Linked DNA regions of Homo sapiens: region 1 is linked to region 2. A link is a loop called in an ENCODE intact Hi-C map of the cell type or tissue named here. Cell type or tissue: PC-9. All regions are shown on one strand. Links, peaks and the distances in the headings refer to the core of each region. The heading gives the core; the rest is flanking DNA.

Evidence for each region. Hi-C counts contacts between places; a loop is a spot of excess contacts. Peaks named below come from ENCODE experiments on the same cell type or tissue, not always from the same donor. Only the 100,000 strongest peaks of a DNase experiment are listed, where the experiment ranks them.
Region 1: it touches region 2 in a loop (9-fold over the local background); 3 of 110 quality-filtered maps call a loop at or near these places.

What each region holds. Positions count from the first base shown.
Region 1 is chr1:94,706,630-94,722,115 of GRCh38, reverse strand. The region is part of intron 2 of SLC44A3-AS1 (SLC44A3 antisense RNA 1); the gene reads left to right. Among named protein-coding and RNA genes, the nearest start is that of MIR378G, 32 kb to the left of the region's middle. RefSeq lists enhancers at 1,414-1,703, 9,567-10,524 and a silencer at 8,091-8,140. In PC-9, for the core only: no CTCF peak of the experiment used is centred there; a DNase peak (open chromatin) is centred at 8,195; H3K4me3 peaks cover 289 bases; H3K27ac peaks cover 2,322 bases.
Region 2 is chr1:94,615,885-94,631,370 of GRCh38, reverse strand. It overlaps SLC44A3-AS1 (SLC44A3 antisense RNA 1), which reads left to right. Exons shown (of 6, transcript NR_160780.1): 5 at 6,762-8,652; 6 at 14,300-15,019. All of the region lies in intron 1 of LOC105378861 (a long non-coding RNA gene), which reads right to left. Among named protein-coding and RNA genes, the nearest start is that of MIR12133, 80 kb to the right of the region's middle. RefSeq lists an enhancer at 5,736-6,243. In PC-9, for the core only: no CTCF peak of the experiment used is centred there; DNase peaks (open chromatin) are centred at 7,580, 8,440, 9,770, 11,390 and 1 weaker place; H3K4me3 peaks cover 2,049 bases; H3K27ac peaks cover 6,790 bases.

The DNA.
Region 1 (15,486 bases), core at 4,916-12,915, 90 kb before region 2:
TTAATCATACAAATAATTGATGGAAAATACAGAAGGTGAAAAGGAAGAACAAAATCTGTTCATAGTCCTATTCTACCACATCCACTGTGTCATTTGGGGTGTGTTTCCTCCCAGCCTTTTGTATTCATGAATAGAACTCTAAATTCAATTCTCTTTTGATTTTTAATTGAATTCAGATTAAATTGAGCCAGGTGGAAAAGGGTATCAAGATTTTGCTCCTGAAATAATAACTCTACAGCTGTATTAAAACTATAGGATAGACAATTTTAAAAACAATAGCAACTAATATTTATAGAATGCTTATTATACGCTAGACACTCTGTTCTAAATCTTTCACAGGAATTGTTTTTTTAAATTGATGCAGTAATTAATCAGGGGTTAACCGTAAGTTACTATTATCCCCATTTTGCAGAATGAAGGGCAAACCATGAAACTAAGCACAGAAAAATTGCATAACTCCCAAGATCGCATAGCTTTGGGAGGAAAGATGGGAGCTAGAATACACCTCCAGTGAGTATGATTTTACAGTGTATAATAAGCATCTACAACAGGCTGAGATGAGACTGCATTTTAGTTAAAGTGACAGTTTGTGAAAAGGAAAAGCTTTTTCCTGTAACCCTCCCTCCGCTTCCTCCCCCGTGCTGTGGGGACCACTTCTCCCTTCTGCCCTCTGGTTGCATTACTTCATCTGAGCAGGGTATTTCCAGCTCTGACTGCTAGACCTGACTGTTGCAGGCAATCGTGCTGACAATAATGTTAGAGTACAGCCTAGACAGTGTTCGGAGCCGTGTGGACCTCTTGCTTGGAAAGGAACAGTCCTGCGCTTAGGAAACTCAAAGTGCCCGACTCCCAGCTGCATTCTCTATATGAGTAGAGTTGAGTTGAAAATGTCAAGTTATTTAATAAATTCATACTAAATACTTGGAGGTGGCAAACACTTCAATGAAATTATGTGTTTTTCTTTTGGAGTTATGTATTTCCCTTTTGCTGATGTTCATTGAACACTTATTCTACTCTAGGCCTTGTGCCACGAGCTTTCTATGGGTCTGCCCATTTGGTCTTCATAATGCCCTCAGCTGAGGTTCACTTTTATTTTGAGACAGGGTCTCATTCTGCCGCTAGGGTGCAGTGGTGTGATCACGGCCCTCTACAGCCTTGACCTCCCTGGGCTCCAATAGTCCTCCTGCCTCAGCCTCCTGAGTAGCTGGGACTACAGGTGCATGCCACCACGCCCAGCTAATTTTTGTATTTTTTTGGAGAGATGGGGTTTTGCTGTGTTGCCCACGCTGGTCTTGAACTCCTGGGCTCAAGCGATCTGCCTGCCTTGGCTTCCCAAGGTGCTGGGATTACAGGCATGGGCCACCCACTGCACCCAGCCTGAAGTTCACGTATGATTTCTGCTTTATAACAGGGGAAGTGGAGGAGGTGTGGTAAGGAGCCCACGCTCACATGGCCAGTAAGTGAAGGAGGCCTGGCAAAGGCCACACTCTTGGTCTGTCACCCTGCTGCTTCTCCTCACTTCCTTGTGTAACAGCTCTGTCATCAATGGGCTGTGTGACTGCACACGCTGCTGCACCCCTGTGGCTTTCAGTTTCCCTATCTGTAAGGGGTTGCACTAGATGCTCCCCAAGGCCGAGGTATGTGGGCCTGAGTGCTCTGCATTCCCTGATCAACTTCACTTCATCAAGGGTCTCCCATGGATGTAGCCCAGTTGTGGGCACTTGGGAGATCCAGGAGAAGTAACATCATGGCCTCTGGCTCCTCAAGGAATTTAGAATCCACTTGAGGACATGACTGGTGGCACAAGATAGTGAATTATTAATTTCCCAATGTGTGATTCAGACTAGAGTGTAAGGGTTCTGGAAAGGCAATTGAATGAGTCTTGCCTAGTGGAAAAATTGATCATCCTAAAGGGAGAGCAAATCCTCCTTAACATTTGCTAAAAATTGCTCCTCTGTTAGGCAAGAGTCAGATGCACTTGGGCACATCATCACCATCTGACTCCCAGTCCACCCCAACACCCAGCCCGGGAGCCCTGGGAAGCTGGCGGATGTGCCACATTTCAATGAGACCATGAACCCTTAGAGGGCATGATGGTTTTTTCCTCCACATTATACACTTCCTTATGTTGAAACGTTTTTTCCACAGGGCTGCAGGGAAAGAAGAAGATGTATATTGGTGAAGCACAGCTCAGGGAAACAGAATTAGTTGGGATTGTGGAAAAGTCACTTTGTGAATCAGGGGATAGAGACGCCTCATATGCTGAAGCTGAATTCCTTCAATCCTAAAGAACTGGTTGGGAGCAGAGCACAGTTTGGATGGGTTTGCAGCTATGATACCAGGGAAAAGAACTGCTGGACTCCATACTCTAGCCAGTTTAAACCAGCATTGAAATCTCGAGTGTATTTTAAATTTTCAGCTTGGGTTTGCTAGATGAACTAAAGAGTGAGTCTTAGGTTGTTTTTGCCTTACTCTTGTGGCATCTCAGAGCCTGTAGAGAGTTGGCGTTTGTCCCAGTAGTCTTGGTCTTCCATCCTCTGTCTTGCCCTGTTGGTGTTCCCTAGGGTTCTGTGCCAGCCCTGTTGCTCATCCTAACCCTGCAAGGGGCAATAGCATCCATTTCCAAGGTTTCAATGTTCAGGAACAGGCTGCTGACTCTCCCTCCAAAGGTCCAGTTGAGAACTGACTTATAAGTTCTGAATCCATGTATGTGGCTGCCCTCTGGGCATCTTCACTAGTAGCCCCACAGGTACCTACTTCTCCACTAAACTCCCCAAACCTGCTTCTCCTTCTACACCTCCTAACTCAGGGAATGGCACCATCACTCATGCTCACCATCCCCGGTGTCCAAACAGTCAGCAGTTCCCACCCTATGTCTTTCCAATCTGTGTGGTACCTTGGTTCTGGCCCAAGCATCTTTGTCCTCCAGCAGCCCTCACATAGGTCTGCCTTCCAGAGTTGCTTTCCTACAACCCCTCCACAAAGCAGCTAGAGGGCTTCTATGACACAAATAGGAAGTGCAGCCCCCATCGCCAACACCACTTAAAACTCATCGAAGACTGCCAATTGCTTTGGGGATTTAGCCTACACTCCTCATTTTCAGGTTGCACCTGCTTATCACTCTACTGGGCTCCATGCGTGGGTTTCATGGGACTCCCCCTCTAGAGATGTGTATTATCTGACAAGATCAGGGGATGGGAGAGGTGAAGGTGTTTGATGGGAATTACCATCCCTCCCACCATCCCGCTCTACCGTATTCTCAAATTCAGAACATCCCAACAGAATTCAGCATGCTGTTTCTCATTCTAGTGCATCAGAACAACCTCTCACAAATCAGCAAGAAGACAAACCACCTAAGATACCCACAGACGATCACCAGGGAAAAATACAGAGCCTTTCCCACCCTTCCTGGCCAGAGCTGACTGTTCCCCTGTTAGTCCCGCACTGAACCTTGCCTGAAACTCCCTTATAATAGTTTGCACTATATGGCATTTATTTATTAGTTTATCTCTTTCTTTAAACAATCATCAATTTGGTTCATCTGTCTATCTTCTATGTGTGTTCTATGCAGCACATATCTGCTATGCATGCTATGCACAGGGTGGGCTGAGGAGGTTCTCTGTATATGAATGTGAAATTATTACATCACAATATTATACCTTTTCTCCCATTAGGAGCATTTATTTCATTAAAATGGCTTGTTCTGAAAATATTCCCTGATATTACCAAGGATTAATGTCCTTAATAAGCAATCTGTTCTTATTAACCAATAAGAAAAAGACAAATTCCCTATGAAAAAATTGACCAAAGACATTGGATTCTTCCTTGTCTCCCATGTAAACAATAAAAGCTGCAGGTTGTGGCGAAACAGGTACTCTGATGTACCATTGGTGAGAGTGTAAATTTGTAGACCCTTTTGAGGGCCATTAAGCAATAATAATTCCAAATTTAGAATTTGGTTGATCTCTGACCCAGCAATTCCTGGAACTTGCAGAGATTTGTCCTACAGGAATAATCAGATAAAGACACCACGTTTATGTAAAAGAATATTAATTGCAGGCCAGGCACGGTGGCTCATGCCAGCACTTTGGGAGGCCAAGGCGGGCGGATCACCTGAGGGCGGGAGTTCGAGACCAGCCTGACCAACATGGAGAAATGCTGTCTCTACGAAAAATAACAAAATTAGCCGGGCATGGTGGTGGATGCCTGTAATCCCAGCTACTTGGGAGGCAGAGGTGGTTGCAGTGAGCCGAGATCACGCCATTGCACCCCAGCCTGGACAACAAGAGTGAAAGTCTGTCTCAAAATATATATATATATTAATTGCAACACTGTCAAAATAGTTAAAATGCAAATAATTTGAACTTTCATCAGTATTGGTTTGGTTAAAAAAAATCATGGTGCAGCCATATGATGGAATATTATGCAATTGTTAAAAGAAAAAAAAGCAAATCCCAAGAGATTTATGTTTTTACAAGGAAAGATGTCCGCAATATATTAAGTGAAAGAGGCAGATTGTAAAGCATTTTATCCATCTGCTCATCCATCCTTCCTTTCATTCTTTTATTCTACAAAAGAGGTGAAAAAATGTATATATATATATCAGACCACTAACAGTTTTATCACCATATTGTCACTGGATCAAGTTAGACTTATTAGGGACTTCCACATTCTACTTCATATTTTGGAGATTTTACAAGCAGATATTATATTTATAGTAATAGCAAAAACAATAAATACTGCCAATCTGGGAGACAGTTTTTCTTCTTGCTTATTAAAGGGCAATTTGAGAGACTTTCCTCTGCTAGCATGTGAGAAACTGGCTGCCACACAGGTAATTTCTGAGGGACCTTGGCTTGGTGGTTTAGCTCCTGATGGCAGGTCTCACATCGCATGGATTAGTGCTGCATTTTTAATGCAGTTTTCTACTTACTCTTTAGAAACCACAAGACAACATTTCACAATCTATTTCCACCCAGCAGACAGGAAAAAACTACGCTCAGTTTTCAACTATCAGTGGAAAAGAATTGTTTGTATAAAAGGAATCTACAAATAATAGACACTTTATCCATTCCTTTTTATCTCTTCCACCTACATTTCTCTCAACCATTCTTTTTCACTTGTTACCAAGACCAAAATAAACTGATTTACAATTTCTCTTTTGCTCATCCTCAATGTGCCCTAGGCCTGACTTGTTCTTAGAGAACCCTCTCTGGCTCCTGTTGGTTAATGGTTTCTTTTTAACCAAATCACAACAGGTTAATTAATACGAGTTTACAGTTTTTCTTGGTATTGATGGCGTGCTCATTTGACTATGGCTAATGGAATTTCATCTTTTTCCTTTCTTAGGAAACTGAAAGTACAGTGTACTTTGTCCACCATATTGGTGACTTTATGTTGACTGAACCTGTTAAGATGGAAGGGGCGACAACTCTGGATACCTGTTAGGATTCATGTTTTTTAGAGTGTGGGAGATAAACCCTTTAGGGCTAAAAGTCTGCATCACCTCATCAAGCAAGCCACCTACACCGCCAGAAGTACTTGCTGGGAGTGGAGGGATTCTAGAAAGAGTGGCAGAGCAGGGAGATGATGAATATCAGCCACAGCCAAGGGACCACTGCAAAGGTTTATGTTAACCACTCACACAAATTTATGTAAAAGAATATTAATTGCAACATTGTTAATAATAGCTCAAATGCAAGTAAGTCAAACTTTCATCAGTAGTGGCTTGGTTAAATGAATAATAATAAATCAGTGGCTTAGTTGAATAAATCATGGTATGCAGCCATACCATAGAATATTATGCAATTGTTAAAAGAAAAAAGCAAATCCCTAGAGATCTAAGTTTGATCCCTAGAGATCAAATAAGTTTGACTTATTTGCATTTTAGCTATTATTAATGTTGCAATTAATATTCTTTATATTCTTTTTTTTTTGAAATGGAGTCTCACTCTGCCACCCAGGCTGAAGTGCAGTGGTGTGATCTTGGCTCACTGCAACCTCCACCTCCCAGATTCAAGCGATTCTCCCACCTCAGCCTCCTGAGTAGCTGGGATTACAGGGGCGTGCCACCACGCCCAGCTAATTTTTGTATTTTTAGTAGCGACAGAGTTTCACTACGTTGGCTAGGCTGGTCTCGAACTCCTGACCTAAGGTGATCGGCCTTCCTCGGCCTCCCAAAGTGCTGGAATTACAGGCATGAGCCACTGTGTCTGGCACAATTAATATTCTTTTGTAGAAACTTGTGTGAATGGTTTACATAAACTTGTGTGAGAAGAGATGTATCTTGTCTCACTAACTCTTATCTTGTTAAGTTTTCCCCCAGAAACTGTGAGTGTCCACCCTCTTGAAGGCGCAGTGGCGGAATGAAGTTCACAGAATGGAAGATGTGAGCTGGTCTGAGTGATGCAAGGGGTGGTCTTGGGTGGGCTCAGTTCCTGCTCCCTCAGAGGCCTTTGGATCTATTTTTGCTGTTTCTGTGAACTCCGCCAGTGCTTTTTGGTGCTTTTGCTTCAAACAGCCCCATACCCGTGACTCTCTTTGGAAGACTGCCATCTGGTTACTACACTGCTTTGCCCACAGGTGCAGAGCCCAGACATGCCAGGAAGTTTCCATCTTTTTAGGGCATCCCTTAGCCAGAGACCAACAGTTTAACGCCACAAAGCCCAGCTCCCTTGTCTCCATGGGGACAAACTCAGAAATCTCACACACTCCCTTGTGAGACCTTGCCTGCAGTTGCACCCTTGCTTGGCTTCTTCTCAGTCCCCTGCCGACTTGCCCCATTCCCGTACCAGACCCGTTTCTTTGGGAGCTTGTCTTTACTAAGTCACTTGCACAGGACCCTTCCTCTCAGGATCCACTTCTGGGCAATCCTCACAAATAACAGACAAATGATAATAGGTAGCATTCACTGAGTTTGACCATGTTTCAGGCACTGTGATAAGAGCTTTTTACATGCCCTGGTCCACTTAGTCCTCCAGAATTCCATCAGGCAAAGCAGGTGCAATTATAGCCTCTTGGCATAGTTTAAACTTGGGACTGCAGACCCTGGTGCCTGACTGCCTGGGGTCAAATTTCAGTTCTCCTAGTTACTAGCTGTGTGGCCTTGGGCAAGTCACCTATTTTCCTCACCTGTAAAATGGAGATAATAATAGAATCTACTTCACTGGTTTGCTCTGATGAGCTAAAGTGAGCAAGGCATTGAAATGCTCTGTAGGTATTTCCTAAATGAACAAATACTTCACACAGTAGGCCATGGAGATTTACAAAGATGAAGGCCAGGCATGGTGTAATCTCAGCACTTTGGAAAGCCAATGTGAGAGGATCGCTTGAGCCCAGGAGTTCAAGATCAGCCTGGGCAACATAGAAAGACCCCGTCTCTACAAAAAATAAAAACGAATTAGCTGGGCATGGTGGGGTGTGCCTATGGTCCCAGCTACTCAGGTCGAGGCTGCAGTGAGCTATGATCATTTCAGCCTGGGCAACAGAGCAAGACTCTGTCTCAAAAAAAAAAAGAACTAACTTGCTCTAGTTCACCCAGCTAAAGTTGGCAAATTTGGGGCTCAAATCCAGGTCTGTGAGATTTCAAAGCCCAATTTCTTGGCTATGATTCTATGCCACTTCTGTTCAGTACCACTGCCCCTTCTTGGGCCTTCATATCTTTCAAAAGGACCACTTTTCTCCAAGTCTCCCTGCCCATTGCTGGCTTGCCTTTGCGAGCATCAAGTCCTCCCTCAGCAGAGGGAGACTGGGTCTCCCCGCACTGCCCTGGGATGGAGGCAGCTCTCTACGCTGCTGGATCCTGCCTTGTCCTGGAGGGGCCACCACATATTCATTCTTAAGGGGACTTCTCCGCAGGCTATACTTTCTTCATTTCATCAGCTCACTCCCCGCCAGCAACCCACCAGAAAATCAGAGAGAGAATTTCCTTTGCTACTGGAGTAATAGCTTATGAGTACCTCTTTTCTAAATCAAAAACTCTATTCTCTGTTTTCCCAATTGCAGAGGTAAGTGGTAAATGGGATAATAATTTAAAACATATGGAAACATGTGAGGAGGAAAGGAAGTGAGAAAACTCTCACTTGCTGCCCATATGGCTTTTCTGAGTTTTTTAAATCCACCCTGGCCTTGACTCACTGGGGCCATCACAGGGCTTTGGGATGACACACCTGGCAGGCCTGGCCAATGTCCTTATAAGGCAGCAGCTCTGCGGGGAGTCAGCTGCTTCTCTGGCCTGCGTGTCAGTCGGGCGATGAAGCAACACCCCTGAACTGGGAAGGGCGGGGAGCAGTTTGCTCCTGATTCTCCATAGCCCCACTCGGGCAGCCCTACTTCCTTTTTTGTCGGGTTGAAAGTGAAAAATTGAACTCTGGGAGAACAGAGAGAATAAGGCCACTTATTTCCTTTTTACTTATATAGCAATATTTATTGGGCAGCTGCTATGTGCCAGGCATTTTAATCTTACCAGCTCACTATCTACAAGAAAGGGAAGAGATTCAGTTGTAGTGCTCAGATCTAACCATGCAGTTTCTCTCATATATGTGTGTGTGTGTCTGTGTGTGTGTGTGTGTGTATATGTGTGCAGGCCAAGGGGGTAGGGGGTGTCTTAAGCTCCCTTCAGGTCCCAGATTTGGGAACAGCAGTATAATGAAGAAGGGACATTTACCATTTAATGTCATACTTACCAATGTACCAAGCGTGGTGATTTACATACATCATCTCATTTAATCCTCAGGGACTAAACATCTACTATGAAGTAGGCGTCAGGGGCTAAAGCAGAATTTCCTTGAAATGTCTACCTAGGTTTATCTTGCTTTTCCCCAGATCCCAAAGTCGGCCAGCATGAGGCCCAATGGTTTATATACATCTTAACCTCAAAGGGTGTTTTCTGTTTCAACCTTAATACTTACAGCTCAGATCTGTCACCAAGGTTTGCTTCCAGTTCAGATTCTCAAATAAACTGTCCTGGCCAATGGCAAATTCTTGACTCCCTGGGCTGATCTGTCCCCTCCCAGGATGCCCACAGCCAGCCACCAAGGATTCTGGATCCCTGAGAATTTGCTGACTCTATCCCCCCACCTTACCTGTCTTGAGATAATCTAACCTCTGGGCTCCCAGGTCATGCCCCCACTCCACCTCCCTCAGTTTGTCTGCTCAGGACCCAGCTGCTCTGCTGGGTGAAGGAGCCAAGACCTAGTTGATACCCCAGGGTTTCCAAAGAATCTTACCTCGTTCGAAGAAGGGATGCTGCAGACTTGAACCACTTTAGGACTCAGTCTAGATTGAGTTCCCTGTGCTATGTTCTTTCCTATTTCCTCTTTCACAGCCCTCAGCATGGGTTTCTCTCTTGGACAGGTGGAGACAATTCCACTGGAAGAGCTGGAAGCATACCTAGATGGCTTCTCTGTGTTTGAAATGTCAACCACCCTCTCCTCTCCAAATTTCCCCAACCTCATCTCCCTCCATCTTCTCCTTGCTTCCTCCATTGTGGCCACATCGGTCTCCTTTCCACTCCTTAAGCCAAAATCTAGGGTTGCCAGATAAAATACGGGATTCCAAGTTAAATTTGAATTTCAGATAAACAACATGTAATTATTTTAGTATAAGTATTGTTATGGTTTGAATGTGTGTCTCCTCCACAATTCATGTTGAAACTTAATTTCTAATGTAATAGCATTAAGGAGCGAGTCCTTTAGGTCAGTGGTCCCCAGGCTTTTTGGCACCAGGGACCAGTTTTGTGGAAGACAATTTTTCAACAGGTTGGAGGGGTGGGGATGGTTTGGGGATGAAACTGTTCCATGCTAGATCATAGGCATTAGTTAAATTCTCATAAGAAGAGCACGACCTAGATCCCTCGCATGCATAGTTCCAGTAGGGTTCCTAGTCCCATAGAGAATCTAATGCTGCTGCTGATCTGACAGAGGGTGGAGCTCAGGCCGTAATGCGAGGGATGGGAAGTGGCTATAAATACAAATGAAGCTTCGCTTGCTCGCTTGCCCCCACCTCCCGCTGTGTGGCCTGGTTCCTAACAGGACATGAACCTGTATTGGTTGGTGGTCCAGGGCTTGGGAACCCTGCTTTAGGTGATTAAGTAATGAAGGTGGAGCCCTCATGGATGGGACTGGGGCCTTATAGAAGGGCTTGAGGGAGTGGGTTTGCCCTTCTGCTCTTCTGTTCGGTGACACACAGTGTTCCTCCCCTGAAGAGGACGCAGCAGCAAGGTGCCATTTTGGAAGCAGAGACTGGGCCCTCACTGGACACCAATCCCAGCTAATTTCTGTTCTTTATAGAGGAACCAGTCTGTGGTTTTGTGTTACAGCAGCACACATGGTTAGACTAAGACAAGTGTGTTCCAAATGTTGAATGCGACATATACTAAACAATCCCTTTTCTTGTTCATCTCCTCTTGTTTCTCGTCCTCCTCCTCCTGTTTGTTAACTCTGCAACTCTAGGCTTAGCTCATTCCCACACTAGGGATGTTCCTCCTCTGACGATGACATGATTTTCTCCTCTCTTCGACTCTGGCCTCTGCCCAAATACCTTTTCTTCAGGAAGGCCTTCCCTGATCTCACATCTCAAATGGGAGCCCCATCACTCCCCATTCCCCTTCCTCTTGTCTTATTTCCCTCACTGCTTTATCCTGCCTGACTTTACCTTGTTTTTGTTTGTTTGTCCTCCACTAGCATGGACTCCTCAGGAAGGCAGGGATTCACGTCTGTTTTGTTCACTGCCATTTCCCTAGTGGCTCATAGGGCCTGGCATAAAATAGGCATCCGAAAACTATTTGTTGAATGAATGGATTATTCTGCAAGATGAAGAGAGAAAAATTTGGAGTTTCCAGGTCAGCCCAAGAAAGAGAAGATTGGAGAAGAAGGCTATAAAATTACTGGGGGAAGAGAGGAAGGACAATGGTAAAGGAGAGACAGAGAGAGAGACAGACAAAGAGACAAGTTACTTTCTGAGACCTTTCTGAGTCTGAAGGTATGTGAGCTCAGAAATATAGGCCTCTACACAGGCTGCTAGGTTGCATCTCCAAGGAGAAGAGTACGATGTAGAATTTCAAAGCACAGGCTTTGACAACCCAGACTCAACATTTGTAAAGCACCTAACAAAACATTTGACACTTGGCAAGTGTGTATCAGAAGGCAGCCGCGAGTACGTCTCATTGACAACTACACCCCTAATGATGAAATTCACACTCATCCATTGCCTCTTTGATTTTAGCTGACTTGCAGCTGATGGCTATTTTTCAAAAGCAAACAATTTTTTTTGTTTTTGTTTTGCTTTTAAATTGTCACAGGAGGGTTAGGGTGCCCACAGGGTGATTAAAAAATGTCAAGCCAAGTACACTGTGAGCCATGTGACTCCCAAGCTGGCCTCATCGAACGAGGATTCAAATTCAGCCACAGTGCAGGGATAAGTCACTACACTCAGGGGCCTTTGAGGTTTCTAGGATATAGTTGAAGCTGCAAGTGTTAAACCCAGGGGTGTCAAGGGCCCATGTCTCTGAGCACACAGGACAGGGTGTAGTTGTTAGTGCTGAAGCCAGTCCAGCATGACGTTTGCTAGCTCTGTGATACACAGCCTCACCTTTAGACCTCACATTCTTCCTGTGGAAAATGGGATGACAATTCCTGCTCTGTCTTTCTTACAGGTTTGGATGACCATAAAATTAAATAGGGTATGACAAAGAGCTTTGGTGACTGTGAACTACTATATAAAGCTTAGGATCGTCATGATGTCATCAGCATTGTCTGCAGGGGTGGTCTTGGCTGGCTGACTATGGGTTGCCAATCCCATGGACATCTTGGTGTCCTCCACGCCCTCTTCTCGGCGCCAGGGTAAAATGCCAATCAGTGACGTGTCCCTGTGGGACTCAAATGACACAAGATGATCACCCTCTGGAGCTCTAGCTCTGCATCCTTGGGTCAGGCCAGCAAGTGCTGCCAGATGTGCACCTCCCAGTCCAGCAGCCACTGCAAAGGCAGGAAATTAGCACCAGCTCTGAGTAAACATCTCTGTTCTTTAACTCAGCACTTTGCTATGTTAGTAATTAGCTACACTTTTCCAGGACTAGACACCACACATGACAAGTCCCACGATCCCCAGTACCAGTGAGACAGTCACGGCCTGGGCAGGCTTCAGCCCCTCTCCTGTCCCAGCCTCAGCAGTTCTGGCAAGTTCTTAGATGGCAGCACATTCCCAGAGCCAAATGATGCATCCTGAGACAGACAGGCAGGGAGAGGATGCACTGGTGTCCATGGCCTTGGCCCATGATAGCCTGCAAAGCCAGTTGCCCCTGAGAAGCAATTTTTCTTTCTCTCATTTGGATGCTTATTGGCCAGAGCTGTCCTCAAACTGCAGCAGGCAGTATCCTTGCCTTAGGACCTGCAATTTCATGCATTTATCAGACAAATATGAACCGAGTGACTGCTAGGTACTAGGTGCTCAGAACGCGTCAGTAAACAAAACAGATTTGAATTTCCCTTCCTTCATGGAACTTAAGTTCTAGTGGTGGGAGGAGGACAGAAAACAGTAAATAACTAGATTTTGAATTGTGTTAGCAGATGATAACTGATGTGGGAACTTAGCAGGTAGAAGGCAACACAAGGTCAAAGAAGCCGGGGATTCCACCTTGACTAGGGAGCTCAGGGCAGGCCTCACTGAGAAAGCACCACTTGCATGAAGGAGGTGGGAAAAGCCTTCACCTGGGGGAAGAGCCTTCCAGGCAGAGGGAACAGCCAATGCCAAGGCCCTAATGCCTTGGCCACTGCCTGGTATGTCCAAAGAACAAGGAGACCTGTGCCAGCGGCTGCAGCTGAGTGAGCCAGGGATGTAGGAATGTGTAGAGGGTGGTTCTGGGAGGTGGCAGCAGGAGAAAAGTGGCTCAAAGTCAGCTAGTGGTACCATCTGGATTTGGTTTCGGGGCCTTGAAGCCTACAGAATTTGCGGACACTTTCTTAAGAATGTAAAGTTACAAAAACGAAATTAGACACAGGGCTCTGGAAAGGCAAGCGAGGGTCCCTGAAACCTATGTTCCTTCGCTTCCCTCTAGTGGAGCCCTGGACCTGAGGACGGTGCTGGGAGGGTCCCACCCACCACAGAGCCTCCTTCCCTCCCTCCTTCCCCTCCGATGTTGCCCTTCTGTGACTTCTTTCCTCCCTCCAGACTTCCTGTGACAGTCATCTCAACCAGAGTTTGCACAGATGGACATGGGGACAGAGGGAGGAGGTGAGGGACCACAGTAAGGCCCATCCCAGGCCCACATTGGTCAACCTCCAGCCCTCAGGGACAATGCGGACAGTGGGGTGGCCGGGAAGTTCCTCCTGAGAGGGGAAGGGTGGGAATCACCCCGCCACGGAAGACATTTCTCCCTTCTTGGTGGTTCTGTTCCCACCCAGGGAAAGAAACTAACAGGGCAAGGCACACATTTAATATGAAAGCAGGCTCAGTGTCCTCTCTCAGGTCCCCACATGGTCCTTCAGGAAGTAGCTTCAAGGCACTGGGGCCCCAGGGAGATGAGCAGTGAGACTCTCTCTCAATCTGGCTGGGCGAGTTCCACTCAGGGAGGCCCAGACTCTGCTTCAGAAACCTGGAAGGAGTTTGCGGGGGAGTGGAGCAGACAGGGAGAGGAAATAAAAGGAATTATCCTCTGAGCCCAGTTATTAAATATCAGCAGAGGGGAAAGAAATTCAGAGTAGGTAGGAAACTCAGGCTAGGCATGTTTCATCATGTACTTTCTCTATAGGATGTCTGCTAAGGGCCTGGTTAACTACAAACCATGCATTTTTTCCCTCCCTCCCTCCCTCCCTCCCTCCCTCCCTCCCTCCCTCCCTCCCTCCCTCCCTTCCTTCCTTCCTTCCTTCCTTCCTTCCTTCCTTCCTTTCTTCCCTCCTCCCTTCCTTCTTTCCCTCTCTTCCTCTCTTCCTCCCTTGTTTTGTTTCTTCTTTAGGGAGAAAATATGCCATTCAAAAGTGCCCAGTGTGTGCACACACTCTCTTTTTCTTTTTTTAAAATTTAGCCTTGACTTGAAATTCAGAGTATGCATATTTTTTAAAAATTGTGATAATTTTTTTAAAAAGATGCCAGCTGCTAATTCCACCTAGGTAGAGACATTTAAACAAGTTTGGCTATAATACAGGAATTTTGATGAATTTGTTTAAATGAGATTCTCATTATAATACAATCCCTTGCTGTCTGGAAGAAATAAGTCAGTCTAGAAACATTTACAGAACAGCTGCTATATGCAGGGGTTTTTTTTAGGTCTCATGGGGTGTTCAAGAATGTTGATTCCAAAGTCTCACTCCTCCAGGGGTGTCCCGTAGTCAAGAGGTTGATGCTGATGCCTGTGGAAAGAGCGGCTGAAGATGGCTTCTCAGGCTTTCATCTTGACCTCCTCCTCTTACTTCACACTCGCCCTGGGCTCCAGCCTCAGCACCCAAGACGTCAACCACCTCCCACCAGGCTTGCGATGCCAAATCTTTATCTCTAGCCTGACTCCCAGCACCTTCCAGTCGTCTGCCTAGAGTGGAGGCTGGCTGGCTCCAGTTCCCTTTCCAACAGCAGCCAGGGTGGCCTGCCTCAAACGCACACATCTGGCCACAGCACTCGCCCACGCCCGCGTAGGAGCTGGCCCTGGTCACCGTCATCCACGTCAGAGATCACAAACATTTGGAAATGTAACTTGTTTTTCAAATAAATGTTATATTCAAAACCAATAGAAGAAACAGATGAAAAGTTATCTTATTGGTAGATATGTACTTTATAGGCACACATTGTTATAAAGCCAGTCACTCTGAACAATGTGAGTATTTTAAGAAGTGTAAACATTTGACATTCATGGTCATGGGTACAGTTGCAGTTTTATGTCAGCCTTGGTATTCAATTTATTCCTGCATTTGTTTCTATTGTCCAATGTTGAGAAAGTTCAATTCACAGAAGTAAGTCATAAAATTGTTTTGCTTTACTTTATTTTTAATTTTTAAACAGCTTGCCTTGAAATCTCAGGATGCGCTCAATTAAACAGACCCAATACCTTAAATGTGGAGTAGGAGGAAAATTTGATTCTAAGTTGAATCATTAACAATATCTAAGTGCTTTTACTCCCTGTGTTAAATGTAAAAGTCAAATCAAAAGCAACCCAGCCTCAGGACAGGTGCTCGTGTGATATGATCCTGACTGCACAACTCACCATTATGCAGTGGGAGGGATCGTGATCACCTAGGTTTTGCCTGTGTGAATTTGGTTGAGTGTGACTCAGTTTACCATAGTAGTATGCTTGTACAAATTGAGAGGACATGCATGGACCTGGATTTTAAGAAATCACCTATATAGAGCTACAATCTTACTAATCAGTGACACCTCTGTTAAACATTCAAAGTTATGAATGAAACTAGCAGAAAAGATAAATTTTTCAGACTATCTCAAAGAGAATTTTCCTGGCAACATGAGTTAATACGTTGGTGGTCTCCAACATGTTACAATGTT
Region 2 (15,486 bases), core at 3,905-11,904:
AACATTATGCCAAGTGAAAGAACCCAGTCACGAAAGACCACATATTATAGGATTCCATTTATTTGAAATGTCTATGAAAGGCAAATCTGTAGAAACAGAAAATAGATTAGTGCTTGGCTGGGGCTTGGGGGAGTTGGAATGGGAAGTGATGGCTAATGGGTACAGGTTTCTTTGGGGGAGGTGGTATTCTGGAATTAGTTATACAATCTATAAAGATACTAAAAACCACTGAATATTATACTATAAAATGTGAATGTTATGGTGTATAGATTATATCTCAGTAAAGGTGTTTGAAATAAATTTTGTATAATCAAAGAAAATTCACTACAGAAATAAGAAAGACTAACTGAAAATCCAAAGCTAGCCCCATTCTTAGCATTCAGAAGGCTCCCACCTCCACTGTAGCAGGTCATACCTATAGAACTCTAATCTACCTGAATCCCCAGAGCTTGGCTTGTCCACTTAGTCAATGATTCTTCAAGCCCATTTGTGATACATCCTCTGGGTGATCATCCAATCTATGCTTAACTAGGATCATTTTACCTCCCTTTCAAGCATTTATTGAACATCTCCTCTGCGCTCAGCTCTGCGCTAAGCGTTGAGAATACACTGCATTGTTATCTCCTTAACTCAACAAACATTTATTTGATTATTTGTAATATATAAGACATTTTACTGGTTTCTATTCATTTCTGTTTATTCATATCCCTTTTAGCTTAGATTCTCCTAGAAGTGGATCTTCAAGCAAAGATTCAAGATCTACTTCTAGAAAGAGTGTATTTGGGAAATGCAAGTAGTTCTTGCCAGGAAGTGGGGAAGGGGTCCCTAGAAGGAAAGGGAGCCTATGAAGTCAGCTGCCACAGGAAGCCACTAGAGCTTAACCCTAGAAACTCTGGGGAAAGATGCAAAACACATGCTGAGAAATTATTCCACCTGAGGATGAGGAAGCTGGGATATTTATATATAAATTGCAGAGCTCCTGCTGGAGATGTGTTCATTCCACAGCATCTAGACTATGCTGCCTTCCCCGGTTTCTAGTCAAGAGAGGGGAGAAACCTCAGGAGCAAATGCAGGTTCAGGCAATTGGTTGGCAGGACTTGTCCAAGGGATAAGGGTGGGACACTGAGAGCATCAGCTGCAATACCCTTCTTCCTTCCACAGAGGACTGAGGATGGTGTATGAGAATACACAAAATGCAGCAGAATGCCGTGAGTTAGGTAAAGGTGAAGAGAAAAGCAAAGATAAAAGGGAAACTAAGCCTTTATGACAAGGCCAAGGCAATGACTATCTTCCTAGTAGACTCAGAAAACAGATGCTGCTTCTGTTCTCGGCTTCAAGATAAGCCTACATTCCATCACACACTAAAACACAGTTTCATGAAAGCACTTCTCTAGGAAGTCAGCTGTTTGCAGTGCAGATACAGAGCTCTCTGATTCTTGCTGAGCAGGATCAACATGCGTGGCTGGGAAGGAGCAGTATTAGAGGATGCAGTCTTAGGGCGGCAGCGCATGACGACCTCTATGGCTGTCGGCAAGTCTGGCTCCAAGGGTCCAGCTGAGAGTGGGGGATCCCTGCGGTGTGGTTCCCTAAATGACTCCTCACCTGGAAACATGCTCCTGAAGAAGATCCTGGCACTACTTCACTGCCAGACTGGGTGGAAACTCTCACTGAAGCCAGGAAGGAAATCGTGGTGCAGCCGGCCTCCGGCCAGGCAGGTCTCCCAGTCTCCCAGCCTTGCCATTGGAGTCCTAGTCCCGGCTGATGGTGTCCCTTGGAAGCTGTGCTTGAGGGCAGCGGGAGTGATGGGCAGGTACATGCTCTGCTACTGTTGCCTAATAGAATCACCAGCATTGCAGGGGATTCTCAGCCACTTTTCCTCTCCAGGGCCACCTGATGATGACACTCTTTCACTGGCCTTATTTCATCAGAATTTCACAACACCCTAGGCGGCAGGTAGGTGGGGCTACATCCCTCTCCCCACCTGACAGAGGGAGAAACCAAGGCTCAAGGTCACATCGGCAAAGAGAAAGAGCTGGAGTTGACAGCCAGGTCTTCCGACTTAGTCCAGGGTTCTTTCTGAGGTAGGAAACTTCCCTGTGTACTCATCCCTAAAACAACCATGGCAAAATTATTGTCAGGCTACAGCTCCACCAAAGTGTCTGAACACTGGAAACTGATTATTTTAATTGGGAATGTGATCTCATCTGGCTGCAATCTACATGGCCTTGCCATTCAAACATTTAAAAATACAGATGATTTTTTTTTCCATTATGAAAGTCATAGTGCTCATTATAAAAAATGTGCTTAGAGTGGATTTGTGGATTTTTGTGCTTTGGAAGGAAGGTCTTCAGTCAGTTCTTAGGGGGAAGATGATCCCATCTTAAATGAATGAATGTTCTCAGGGAAGGGTGATGCCAAGGCCTCATATTGTGTTTCTAGGAAAGGGTAGACCCATCTCATTCTCTGAATCAAGGTGGTATTGTGATTCTAGGGCACAACGGACCCATCTCACTCTTCAGAAGGGTAAACAAGTCCCAACAGCTTGAGGTTCTGGCTTAACAGTCCGTCTCACCCTTGCCAGCAGGCTGGTGAGCCTTCTTAAACAGAATGAGAGCTTTTGTATAAAACAGCTGGGCGGGGTGGCTGTGCTGCAGTGGGGAAGGAATCCCTCACTGATGTCTCAGCTGCCCAGGAGCCCATCGCTGAGAGTGGCCTAACAGTGAGTTTGCTGTCCTCAAAGTGCCCCAATGACAGGACCGAGGGAGGGAGTGCTCTGGGGAAGCATTCCAACGACCAGGGGTCATGCCGGACCAAATCCCTGCCCCTGCCCCTGCCCCTACCCCAGGGCCAAGCTAACCTGCTAGGGTGCCCTAATGGAGGTGAGAACTCCCTGGACCCCAGAGGGCCCAGCAAGGTGTGAGGAGGTGACACTCCACAGGGGCTCTGCTCTTCATACCTCCTCAACACTCCAGGACACTCATAAGGCCCAGTACGGCTGGGCCAGCATGGCAGGGAATGATGGCTAGAATCCCATTTCCATATCTGGAGTCCAGATAGCAACTGTCAGTGCTCCCTGAGCCAGGAGCTGTGAGGATGAGACATCAGTCTGACAAAATACAGAAGAGTTACCAGGATCCCCGCCTGCATCTCCCATCCCAGGAGGCGCAGCTAAGAGCACTGAGTCCTAGTCTCCAGCACACTCTCCCACCCTGGGCCTCCCTGAAGATGGGAGGGAGGGTGGCTCCAGCTCTCTTTACCACTCAGGAACCTAATGAGAGGGCACTCCACCTTTCTTGTTCCCTAAGTCAGCAGCATCTTGTAGCACCTCAAACTGGTCATAGTCATTTAGGATTTTGAAAGCCAGATACCTGCCGTGCTGATAAGATGTTTATCAGTGGAAAGGGTAAGTGCTGGTATCAGCGGAGCATGTGGGTGGAGGCAGGCAGCAGCTCAGGAGTTCAGATCCTCGCTGCAGGTGAGTGCGGGGCATGTGTCCTGCGGGCTCTCCTGCTCGGGGCATAAGTGGGATTGAACAGCTTTCATTTGGCCCTGCGGACATGATCAATGTCCAGTAGCCTTTTGGCTCCTCTCTTTCATGGTTCACAGTAAGCTGGGCTTCTCCCTACTCCTGTGAGGCAAGGTGATGGCTTGTGATTGAATCTTGGCTGGTTTATTGTGAGGATCGCGTGCATTTGTGTTAAATTAAGTTGAATTCAATAATATGCAAGCCACATGTGGTAGGAGAATAATGGCTCTCCGAAGTTGTCCATGTCCTAATCTCCAGAACCTGCAAATATGTTAGGTTGCATGGAAAAGGGGAATTACACTTGCAGGTGAAATTGAGGTTGCCAACCGACTTGATCTAAAGATTATCCTGGATTATCTGGGTGGGCCCAATGTAATCACAAGTGTCCTTAAAAGTGGAAGAGGAAGGCAGAAGAGAAGTCAGAGTGGTGCAGGGAGAAGGTCTCAACCTTCCATTGCTGATTTTGAAGATGGAAGAATGGCCACGGACCAAGGAATGTGGGAATGTTGGCTACTTCTAGAACCTGAAAATGGCAAGGAAACAGATTCACCTCTATGGCCTCCAGAAAGGCCTAAGATCTTGATTTTAGCTTAGTGAGTCCTATGTTGGACTTCTAACCTATAGAGCTATAAGATGATAGAGTTGTGTTGTTTTCAGCCACTGTGTGGTAATTTGTTACAGCAGCGTTAGAAAACGAATAAACCATGCATCAACAAATCTTCGGAAGCAGCTCCCCAAGCTTGAAGAATGTTTCAGAGTTTTCAGATCTTTGCTCCAAACAAGGCAACCACTCTTGCTCCATTTTTAAGTTTCTCCAAATTTTGTGTTTCAAAAGGAAGATATATTATTAACGTTTCTAGAATTAATGGCTGCAAAAATGGCTTGAGGAGTCTCAAGTAGGTGGGAAACAAGTATGATAAGGTTTTTTCTTTCTCCAGTCACCACTTTGCCCATCCTGTAATGACTGTCTTAAGTATATTCCATAATCTAACAATCACATTTATTCATTGTCCAGCCCAGTCTGGTTCAAAATGCCAACCTCGGATCCAATTTAAATCTCATTTCTTACCTCTCCTTGGGAAAGTCAGCCCTCAGCAAGGGATTTGAGGGAGGTCGAGTGTGTGGTCAGTCCTCTTATTCTTCACTTTCCCTTTCATGGGTTAAGTGCCTTTAGGTTGGAGGGGGACAGGGACCATCTAACATGGCCAGCCACCTGTCTGTGTGGGATGTTTCTAGTGTCACCCTGGCTCGGTCAGGGTCTATATGATCCTGGAAATTTTGATGGTACACTGATCTTATCATAAATGATGGGCAAGGTTTTTTGGAAGCTGTATCCAGCCATACCCCTGTTCTGAGTCCCCCTTCAGGGCAGCCATATCTCCCTTTGACCAGCATTGTGGCTTGTGCCTTTAACTTCCTCTCTGGGCAGGGCATTGCCTCACTTGGCCAATTAGCTTACTGCCAAGCAACTGATGGACAGTAACCTCGTTCCTCCACCCAGGCCACTTCCACAGGCCTTCTGCCTTCAGAAATCTCCAGGTTTTGGCCTCAACGTTCATGGGTGCCTCCAAACTCCCAGCACACAAGCCAGGTTCTTCAAGAGCTTTCCCAGGGTCACCATGTTCTGCTCTACTCCGAGGGCACCCCCAGTCTCAGAGCACATCCAAGTCTCCACCTAGCTTTGGGGAGGAAGTCACCTCCCCTTGTGAACACCACATTGACTAACACTTGCCCTCTTTCTCCTTCTTTCCCTAGCTCTCTGCTTATATTACAGAGGGGAGCTGGGGTGAAGGCTGGGGGGAGCCAGCAGGACGAGTTCTGAAGCCTCTTATTAAGCCTTGAGCAAGGGGTCTAGCCCCTCTTTAAAATGAGGGGTTCCTAATTAACACCCTTCCTTTCAAATGCAGCCTGGCCTCCCATTCCTCTTCCACTTTCTTTTCCAGCTGCTTTTCAAAGAGCCCACCTTTTGGTGTTGACTTTTCATGGACTCCACTTGTCAGTTGTAACAGCTACCCTCACAAGTGAGCCAAAGGATTCAAAATAAGGTTTCCTGTGAGCACAGTCCATAAGGATTGGGATTTGTATTTATGAACATGGAAGAAGCCCAGCCCCATAGAAGTGAAACACAAAAGAACGGAGGAGTTTTATTAAATGCTATGGTCTGAATATTTGTGTCCGTCCCAAATTCTTATGGTGAAATTCTAACCACCAAGGTGATGGTGTTAGGAGGTGGGGCCTCTGGGGAGGTAATTAGGTCATGAGGGCCCTTAGGAAACGGGCCCGGGAGCTCACGTGCCCCTCCCACTCTGTGAGGACACAGCGAGGTGCCATTTATGAACCAGAAAGTGGGCCCTCAGCAGACACCAAATCTGCCAGTGCCTCGATCTTGGATTTCTCAGCCTCCAGAACTGTGAGGAATAAATTTCTGTTGTTGACAAACCACCCAGCTTGTGGCACTTTGTTATAGTAGCCTAAGTGGACTCAGCTACTAAACTTAACAGAATAACAGGTGAGATGGGGAGAACTGCTGCGCTTCAGGCCCCTCCCAGGAGACCACCCTCACCTTTCTCTGAGCTACCTAGGGGCTACAGGGAAACGGACTTTGACTCTGAATGGAGCTGTGCAGGGGCTTCTATCTGTGACCCAGCCCCTTGGGCCTCAGAGCCAGCAGGTGTGGACGAGGCTACATTCACAGTAGCGGCCCACCTGCAGCTGCCTCTTACCCACCCACACAGGCCTTTCTCCAATGCACACTCCAGCCCCAGCTGTCTCTGCATCCCCAAAGCATTCCCTGCCAGCAGAGGAACCCCTGGGTGCTGCAGGAGCTGAGCTGGTGCTGCTCTCTGATGTGCTGGAGCCTCTCGGGGTCTGCGGAGAGGCGTGAGGCCTGCTTCGCTCTCCTCCTTGGGCACTGTCAGACAGTCCCAAACTAGAGCTTCTTGTGCCCTGTCTTACAGGTGCTTTGCGTTTTGTTTATATAACACTTAGCATTTACAGCATTCTAAGCAGTTTACAAACACGAACTCCAATGACTTCAGAGCAGCCCTCTCAGGCACTGCGGGCATCACCATTTAATGATGAGGAGGCTGAGGCGTAGAGAGGAGAGGTAACCTGCCCACAGTCACACAGTTGGTGGGTGACAGGATGAAGCTGAGATTTTTAAAGAATATTTTATCATATATATATATGTGTGTATATATATTTTACTGGCCACCCTTTCTCTCCTGTGACCCAGATGAGGTCTCCAAGGGACCAGATGGAGAACAGATGCAACCACACTGAAGTCAGAATCGCAGCTTGCCTCCGACACCTGACGCTTCACTGTTGGCGAGGCCCACTATGCCTCGCTCTCCCCCTGTAATGAGTTCTATCCCAGAGGCTCCTATACCCTTTAGAAATAAACTGCTCAGGCAGCCCAACCAGTTCATCCAAGAGGCCTGGAACCACAGCAGCGTCGACAGCTGAGATGAGAGTTGGTCCCTGATCTGATACAGAGCCTGGGTTTAGCTTTGATTTCTCTCTTCCTAGGCAAGATCTTTAGAGAATAACTTTTTGTGCCTGGCCATCTCCTGCTCTTTTCTCAACCCAAAAGGGCTATGTTCACCTAAAGAGGAAAAGCAAGAAGGCTTCCTGGGCTCGGGAGGTCAGGGCTGGAAAGAACTGCTCACCATTTCTGAGCCGATGAGGACTCACCTGGGCTCCTCACTGGTCAGGGAACTGTGGCCCAGCCGCAGAGTGATTGCTTTGTCAAGAAGGGAAACATTTACCTTTCCTTCTTCCCTCTGCTCTCTCCTAATTAACAATTAAATGGAAGGAGTTGAAAAGACATGTCAGAGACTTCAATCTCCTCCCGGCCTGAGGATGAAGGGGGCTCGAACCTGAATGTTCTCTTCGCTGTGGCCAGAACCTAGGGGGCTGGGGTTGCTGCCAGCTCGACTGGAGGCCTGCTTCCAGCCCCAGGCTGTGGTGAGGGGCCTCACAGATTTCACAAACAGGAGGGCGGCTGACCAAGCGCCAAACTATTTAGACAAACACACACCCTCCCTTCCCGCCAGAGTTTGGGCTGATTTCTCCCAATGCTAATGAACAGCTCATAAGTATTAATAGACTCCTTGGCACCTAGGAGTCAGGCAGAGTAACTTCCAGTGTGAATTTTGGCCAAGGACCCTGATGCAGCCTCAGGATCTTCCAAGCCCCTGTTGAGTCCAGGGGGCATGAGACACACAGGGAGGCTGGGGCTGCTCCCAGGAAGCAGGCTCACAAGAGCCAGACAGGCTCCCACAGACAGCTTTTAGGTCACAGAAACCTCTGCCTGCCAGGTAGGCATGAACACAGAAACCCTCCCAAATCCTCAGACTGTGGAGCACACTCCAGGTGAGCCAGGATCAATCCCTGGTCTCAGAGAACACTTAGATGGGGGTGAAAAGCAGGAACTGAGAGCTTCCCACCCAGCACCTGTCCCTGCTACCAGCTAAACCTGTGTCGGTCAGTGCAGGAATTGTACAGGTGATGCTCTGAGCCTGTGCTGAGGCCATGTATGGACTGAGGAAACCTCACTGTGTGTATGTAAAGTTAATTCAAACCTATTTCCCTGAGTGCTTACATATTTTCATAAGGAAAGTTCTGTTAGGAGAGCTGCCTGAAACAACACCTCTGCCTGTGCTCCCACTTTCTCCCGCTGGTGTGGGGAGGAGAGGCTGACATCGCTGGGTCCACGTTCCTCTGCCCTGGGTGGGGTATTAATGCTGCCATTCCCACGCTGCCTGCTGTTTCCCCTCATCCTCAGGAGGGCTGGTCTCTGTGCTGCAGGCAGCTCCACCAGGCCTGGGAGCATGACACCGTCTGCCAATGCCTTGCCCAGGTCCACTGGCCTCACCCTTCCGCAGGCCTGCGCCTTCTGTGACTCTCTGCCTCAGCAATTTCTCTGGATTTCTTTGTCCTCAGGAATGTGCTGGGGCCACAGGCAGGTCAGGCCAGGCTTTCTGGGGAGTGAATGCTCTCTGCCAGTGGCGGATGGAACTGGTAGACACGTCCCCCGGATTCCTCGCCTGCAAGTGGGATGGTGCCAGGAAAGTTCTACACCATCCTTCCCAGGTCCCAGGAGGACAAGCACAGTTGTCCACAAGGTAACCAACCTGCTCATTCAACACACTGTGTATTTGCTTCCCTCCCTCATCAGCCCCTTTAAACCCCACAGTAGGTAGGAAATGACAGAAAACAAGAGAAAATGCTAGAGATAAAGGAACTTCTTTAGGATTCCGTCAAGACTACATCCCTGAGAAAAGCAGACTCTGGTGAATCATTTAGGCCCACAGTGTGTTCTGATCATTGTCCTGGGCTAAATCATCAACCCAAGGCCTGCTCGCCCTTTGAGTCCACGCAGGACAGGAACTGGGCACATTTATCCTTACTTTTGCAGGGCCTGGTACCTCACAGCACTTAGTAGGTTCCGATAAATGCTCAGCCATGCTGAGTTAACTCCACAGTAGCTCAGCTGGAAGGAGTTCTTCAAAGACCACTGAGATGAGAAAGAATGACTTTGTTGAAGACCTTCTCTGTCCATCCAAAGCTGTCAAGGGTCAATTGTTCGGGCATTGCTACCTCCCATTTGTCTCTAGCACTGGAGGAGTCTGCTTTAAGTTCCAGGTTCTTGAGCCAACATAGGGCTCCTGGCTTAGGAACTGTGTGTAGTATTCAGGCAGGAGAAGCCTGGAGCTGGGCCTGCCTTAAGGGTAGAAGGTCCAATCCTGGAATGAATGCCTCCCCATCTCCAGAATCAGGACCAGGATATCCAGGACTCCTTTCAATGCTGTTTCTACAAGCCTCACCTTAGACATTGCTGTCATGATGTAATAATATTTGACCATAGTATTTATTGTATGTGGCAGGGAACCAAGAGGATGTTGAAAAATCCTGGTTGGATCTGAACTTGGAAACAAATTTGAGGAATCTATTTTACTTAATCCTACTGAAAAATTCCCTAATGAGTTAAAGAAGAACAAAGTAAAAGAAGATAAAAAAGCAGTTGGTACTTGAAATGAAGATCAAATCATCAAGTCCTATATGTCACCCACAGATCTGAGATCACTGACTCCCAGAGACACCCAGTTTCTCAGTGTCAGTACACACTGCCTGGGTTAGTAAGCACAGGCTGAGACCTGGGAGGAATTGATGAACCAAATGTGTCTGGGCTTTTCACTTCCTCGGCATGAGTCAGCCAAGAAAGCCCACCTCTCCTCCCCAGCAGCGTGCAGGGCCTCTGCAGATAAATGTGCAGGATAGCAGACCTGGGTGTGGTGCTGCCTGGCACTGAGCCAGCCCCCAGATTCTTTGGCTGCAGAGTGGCCTGGCCAACTCACACAGGTAGCGCCCTTTTATTCTTGGAAAAGGAAGCACCAGGTGGAAAGGGAGGTTAAAGGAGGGAACACAACTTTTTTCCAGACCCCTCTGCCCAGGATGTTAAAGGTTGCTGGAAAATGCCTTTGGTGGCTTTAAATGTCACAGATGACATATTCCAGGATGGATCCAGCCTCCACTGGACTTGGCCCCTCTATTTTGATTCCTGCCTTTCCCCAGCCTCAGCCCTGAGCGGCATAATATCTACACGGGGTTAGCTGCAGGTGGAACTCAGAACACAGCTCCTAGACAAGTAGAGTGAGGCCTATGGCTTCATCATCAAAATGTAAAATTTAAATATATAAATGAATAAAGGCTAGATAGACACATAAATATACATACACACATACATTTTGTCTGGTGCCAGGACCAAGGCCTTATTACAGCTCAGAGCTCCACTTTGAGCACTTGAGGGCAGGAGGGGCTCCGAGCTTCTCTCCCCTCAATGCTGCCGCAGGGTTCCTAAGCAAGGACCCACATGTGGAGGCTCCTGATCCCTGAACTGAAAGTCGACTCTCCAGTGCAACAGGTAAACTTGTTTGAGAACGTGGGACATAACGACGTCTAAACTATTGCTTCTTGGCAGCATTGGATGATTAGGTCCTCGCTAAGGCTTGCCAAGGCCTGTCCTAGGAAATGTTCCTGGGCTTGATTTCATCCTCACTGTTGAGAGAGTTTATTCCTTATAAGGTCCATCTCAATTCTCAGGGCACCGCAAGACAACGTATCTCCCCTCTCCTGTGCAATCAGTCAAAGAACATTTAGTCAACCTGAACTGGGAGCACAGCGCTCCTGGGGCTGTTGGGCATTCAAAAGAGGTAAGATGTTGTGAATCTACCAGGCATCTGCACCCTTGTTGGGGAACCAATCCATATACAGCAGCAACTGTTAAGTGGTGGCACCTGCTGGCTGTAGCACTTAATAGGTAGGTGTGCATGGAGTCAGACTGCCAGGTACACAGACCAGCTCTACCACTCACAGTAGTTGTGATCTTGGGCAAAACACAAAACCTCCCTGAGCCTCTCAGTTTCTCACCCACTAGTACCACCTCACTAAGCATGTTAGGAGGAGTCAATGTGATAGCCTATGCAAAGTGCCTGGAATAGTGCCTGGCACACAAGAGGTATTCAATACCTGCCAGCTGTTGTTGTTTTTCTGCAAATGAAGTGTAAACCCCTTGAGGACAGAGATGAGTGTCCATAGCTGTTATCTGCCACAGAGCCTTCCTTCCACATAACATATGCTCGAGGGTTTGCTGACCTACTTTGAAGAAAGGGGCAACACGAGGGGAATATAGTTTTATTGTGTAGGGTAATTTCCTCCAGGAAAGAAAAAAACAGTGAATCTGTGAAACTTGGTACAGATTGTTAAAAAAAAACTCACTTTGTAAAATAAAAGTATTTTCAACTGCAAGTATCCCTATTTTTAAATAGTTAACCAAGATTTGCATACCTGTGGTTTATTCTGGAATGTTTAGACAGGTATAACAGATAAAATCTGAAATAAGCAAAATAAGCCAAATATAATCAAGAGAAATCTGCCACAAACGTGTAGCTTGCTTGGATGAACATTACAATGGGTTTTTAAGGGAGCATGCAGAATGAAACTTTCAGAAAATAGACCTTCTCCCTTGGTCCACATTGTCAATCACTGACAAGGCTTAACTCTAGGCAGACAAAATGTTCTCCACAGGCTGGTCCCCTGCCTGTCCTGCATGTGCATCTGGGGCTGTTGCATAGTGGTGCCGGGTGGGGCATGACTGACAGGCATGTGATCTATGTCACTCCACCCCAGCCCAATGGCCAGACTGACCGCTGTTGCGGGAAGTCAGGGACCCCAAATGGAGGGACCAGCTGAAGCCATGACAGAAGAACATGGATTGTGAAGATTTTATGGACATTTATTAGTTCCCCAAATTAATACTTTTGTAATTTCTTATGCCTGTCTTTACTGCAATCTCTAAACATAAATTGTAAAGATTTCATGGAGACTTATCACTTCCCCAGTCAATACCCCTGTGATTTCCTATGCCTGTCTTTACTTTAATCTCTTAATCTTGTCAGCCGAGGAGGATGTGTATCACCTCAGGACCCTGTAATAATTGCATTAACTGCACAAATTGTACAGCATGTGTGTTTGTGCAATATGAAATCTGAGCACCTTGAAAAAAGAACAGGATAACAGCAATGTTCAGGGAATAAGAGAGATAACCTTAAACTCTGACCACCGGTGAGCCGGGCAGAACAGAGCCATATTTCTCTTCTTTCAAAAGCAAATGAGAGAAATATCACTGAATTCTCTTTCTCAGCATGGAACATCCCTGAGAAAGAGAATGCACACCTAGGGGTAGGTCTCTGAACTGGCCCCCCCAGGGCGTACCTGTCTCTTAATGTCAAGTCTGCAGAGGTGAAATAGACTCCAGTCTCCCATAGCGCTCCCAGGCTTATTAGGAAGAGGAAATTCCCGCCTAATAAATTTTGGTCAGAACAGTTGATCTCAAAACCCTGTCTCCTGATAAGATGTTATCAATGACAATGGTGCCCGAAACTTCATTAGCAATTTTAATTTCACCTCAGTCTTATGGTCCTGTGATCTCCCCCTGCCTCCACTTGCCTTGTGATATTCTATTACCCTGTTAAGTACTTGATGTCTGTCACCCACACCTATTTGCACACTCCCTCCCCTTTTGAAAATCCCTAATAAAAACTTCCCTAATAAAAACTGGCTGGTTTTGTGGCATCACGGATCCTACCAACGTGTGATGTCCCCCGTGGATGCCCAGCTTTAAAATTTCTCTCTTTTGTACTTTGTCCCTTTATTTCTCAAGCCAGCAGATGCTTAGGAAAACAGAAAAGAACCTATGTGATTTTCGGGGCGGGTTCCCTGAAAGACCGCCACCATGGACAGCTCAGCCAGGGCCATCTTCTGCTCTGACATTCCCTCATGCCCTGCCTTGCTGTTGTATCATGGAAAAGGGTGGGATGAAGGTTTAGGAGGTGACCTGCATTCATGTCCCAACCCTGCCACTTTTAGCTATATGAACTTGGTTGACTCACGCTCTCTGAGTCTCACTCAAAAAAGACCCTATATGTGTAGATTTATAGATGGGGATGGTCCAGATGGTGTGAGTGGTCAGCTCCGGCTCTAAATCCTGGCATTTTCTGGGATGTGGATGAGTATGGCGAGAGGCAGGCAGCCCAGCTGCTGGCAGCACGTGGCTAGTGGATGCCGGTGCCTCGAGCTCTCTCAGAGACCACATCCAGGTTCCCTGTATACCAGCCCCAGGATGTACACACACCATAGTACCACCCCTAAATGTAGATGGCAAATATTTATTTGAAGTGTTACCAGAAAGGGATCCTAATTTAGACCCCAAGAGAGGACTCTTGGACCTTGGGCAAGAAAGAATTCGGGGCATTTCCACAAAGTGAAAGCAAGTTTATTAGAAAAGTAAAGGAATAAAGAATGGCTACTCCATAGGCAGAGTAGCAGCACGGGCTGCTCCACTGAGTATACTTATAGTTATTTCTTGATTATATGCAACAAAGTGTGGATTATTCATGAGTTTTCCGGGAAAGAGGTGGGCAATTCTTGAAACTGAGGGTTCCTCTCCCTTTTAGACCAAATAGGGTAACTTCCTGATGTTGCCATGTCATTTGTAAACTTCATGGCACTGGTGGGAGTGTCTTTTAGCATGCTAATGTATTATAATCAGCGTATAATGAGCAGTGAAGATGAGCAGAGGTCACTTTCATTGCCATCTTGGTTTTGGCAGATTTTGGCCAGCTTCCTTACCACATCCTGCTTAATCAGCAAGGTCTTCGTGACCTGTATCTTGTGCCGACCTCCTATCCCATTCTGTGACTAAGAATGCCTAATGCCTAACCACTTGGGAATGCAGCCCAGTAGGTCTCAGCCTTATTTTACCCAGCCCCTATTCAAGATGGAGTCACTCTCATTTGAACACCTTTGACAGAATCACATAATCATATAACATATGCTGAGGACCTTTTGCAGAACAAGAGGGACTGAGGGCTGTGCTATGAGGGCTACAAAAGATGTGCACATCCAGACCCTTGCCCTCAGGAAAGTGTCCAATGCCAGCTGTGTCTGCAACAGGCTGTGAGGACTTGGGCACACTACAACCTCTCTAAGCCTATTTCCTCATCTGTGAAGCAAGGATAATAAAACTTATCTTACTCGTTATAAAAATCAGAGGTAATACGCATAAAGCTTGTTGGATTGTTTTTAGGATCGGATTATTGTTAAGAAATAGATATTATATGTTAAACTCCTAGCATAGTGCCTAGCAACTGGTAGGCATTGAATAAATGGTAATTACTATTGTTACTAATATGCTATTGTCATTATTTTTAGTGTGGATCAGTGTTAAAAGTGCTTCATGGAGAAATGGAGGCCTGAAAGCGACTCTGAAGGAGGAGTGGGGCTCAGCAAACAGCAGACGAGTTTCAATCCAAGCACCCATTACCCCCCTAACACACGGCATACGTGCATCTCATCTCCTCCTGTGTCGCTAAGAAGCTACCCATATGTCTGTCATTAATTCTCCAGAATCCTTGGACACACCCCTCTGCAGAGCTTTCTAACAGGAAATACAAGTCTCAGATTTTTTTTTAAGTTAAAATTGAGTGCAGCACTCATACCTTTCTTCGAGCATGAACCGTCAATCAACACTGCCTCATGAGCTACTGCTCTCCTGCTCTTTGAAAAGACAAATCCTTATTTCTTTGTAGTGATCCAGAAGGCAGTGGGAAGAATGACAGGTGCTTGGTTATCTTCAATTTAATCTCTACCTTTCAATGGGGCTAGTGCAAGCTAGGGCCATTTTACTGCACCCAAAGGAATTTAAGACATTTCTATTATCTCTAAAGAATCCAGATTAACATGCCTTCTTGGTGGGCAGGGAGACCAGCTATGAATTCTAGGATCTCAATTCAAATGCTTTTGAATTCTTCCTGCTTGTTCAGTTAATTACATATATGTCACCACAATCTTGCTTTTTTTTTTCTATGCTTCTAATTTTCTCTGAAACTATAACATTATTTTAGGGGTTAATAAATTTGTAATTGGAAAAAATGTTTTTACTTCTTTAGGCTCATCTTTCCTCCCTTCCTTCTTCCCCTCCCCAACAAAACCTTTATTTTCTCAAGTGTCCATTCTTTCTGTAGGAAAAACCATCATCATAATTACAATATGTTAAGTGACTACTATATGCCAGGAATTAGCTCAATTCTTCACTTATTTTATTTTACATAATCCTTTCCAAAACCCCCTGTCATAAGTAATATTATTATTCCTACTATATAGCTGAGACTCCTGAGGATAAGAGAGGTCAAGTAATTTGTCCACTGCATTAGGTGGGTAGAGCTAGGACTTTAATCCAGAACACCAATGACTGTTCTCTTCTTCACCATTACACTACTTTTTTCAAATTTCTAGAGACCTTCATGAATTCTTTGCATTTTGTTTTTTGGTAGTATAAATATTGATATTCCCAAAGGCCAAGTAACTGCTCTTAATAAACAATTGCAGCCAAGCGTGGT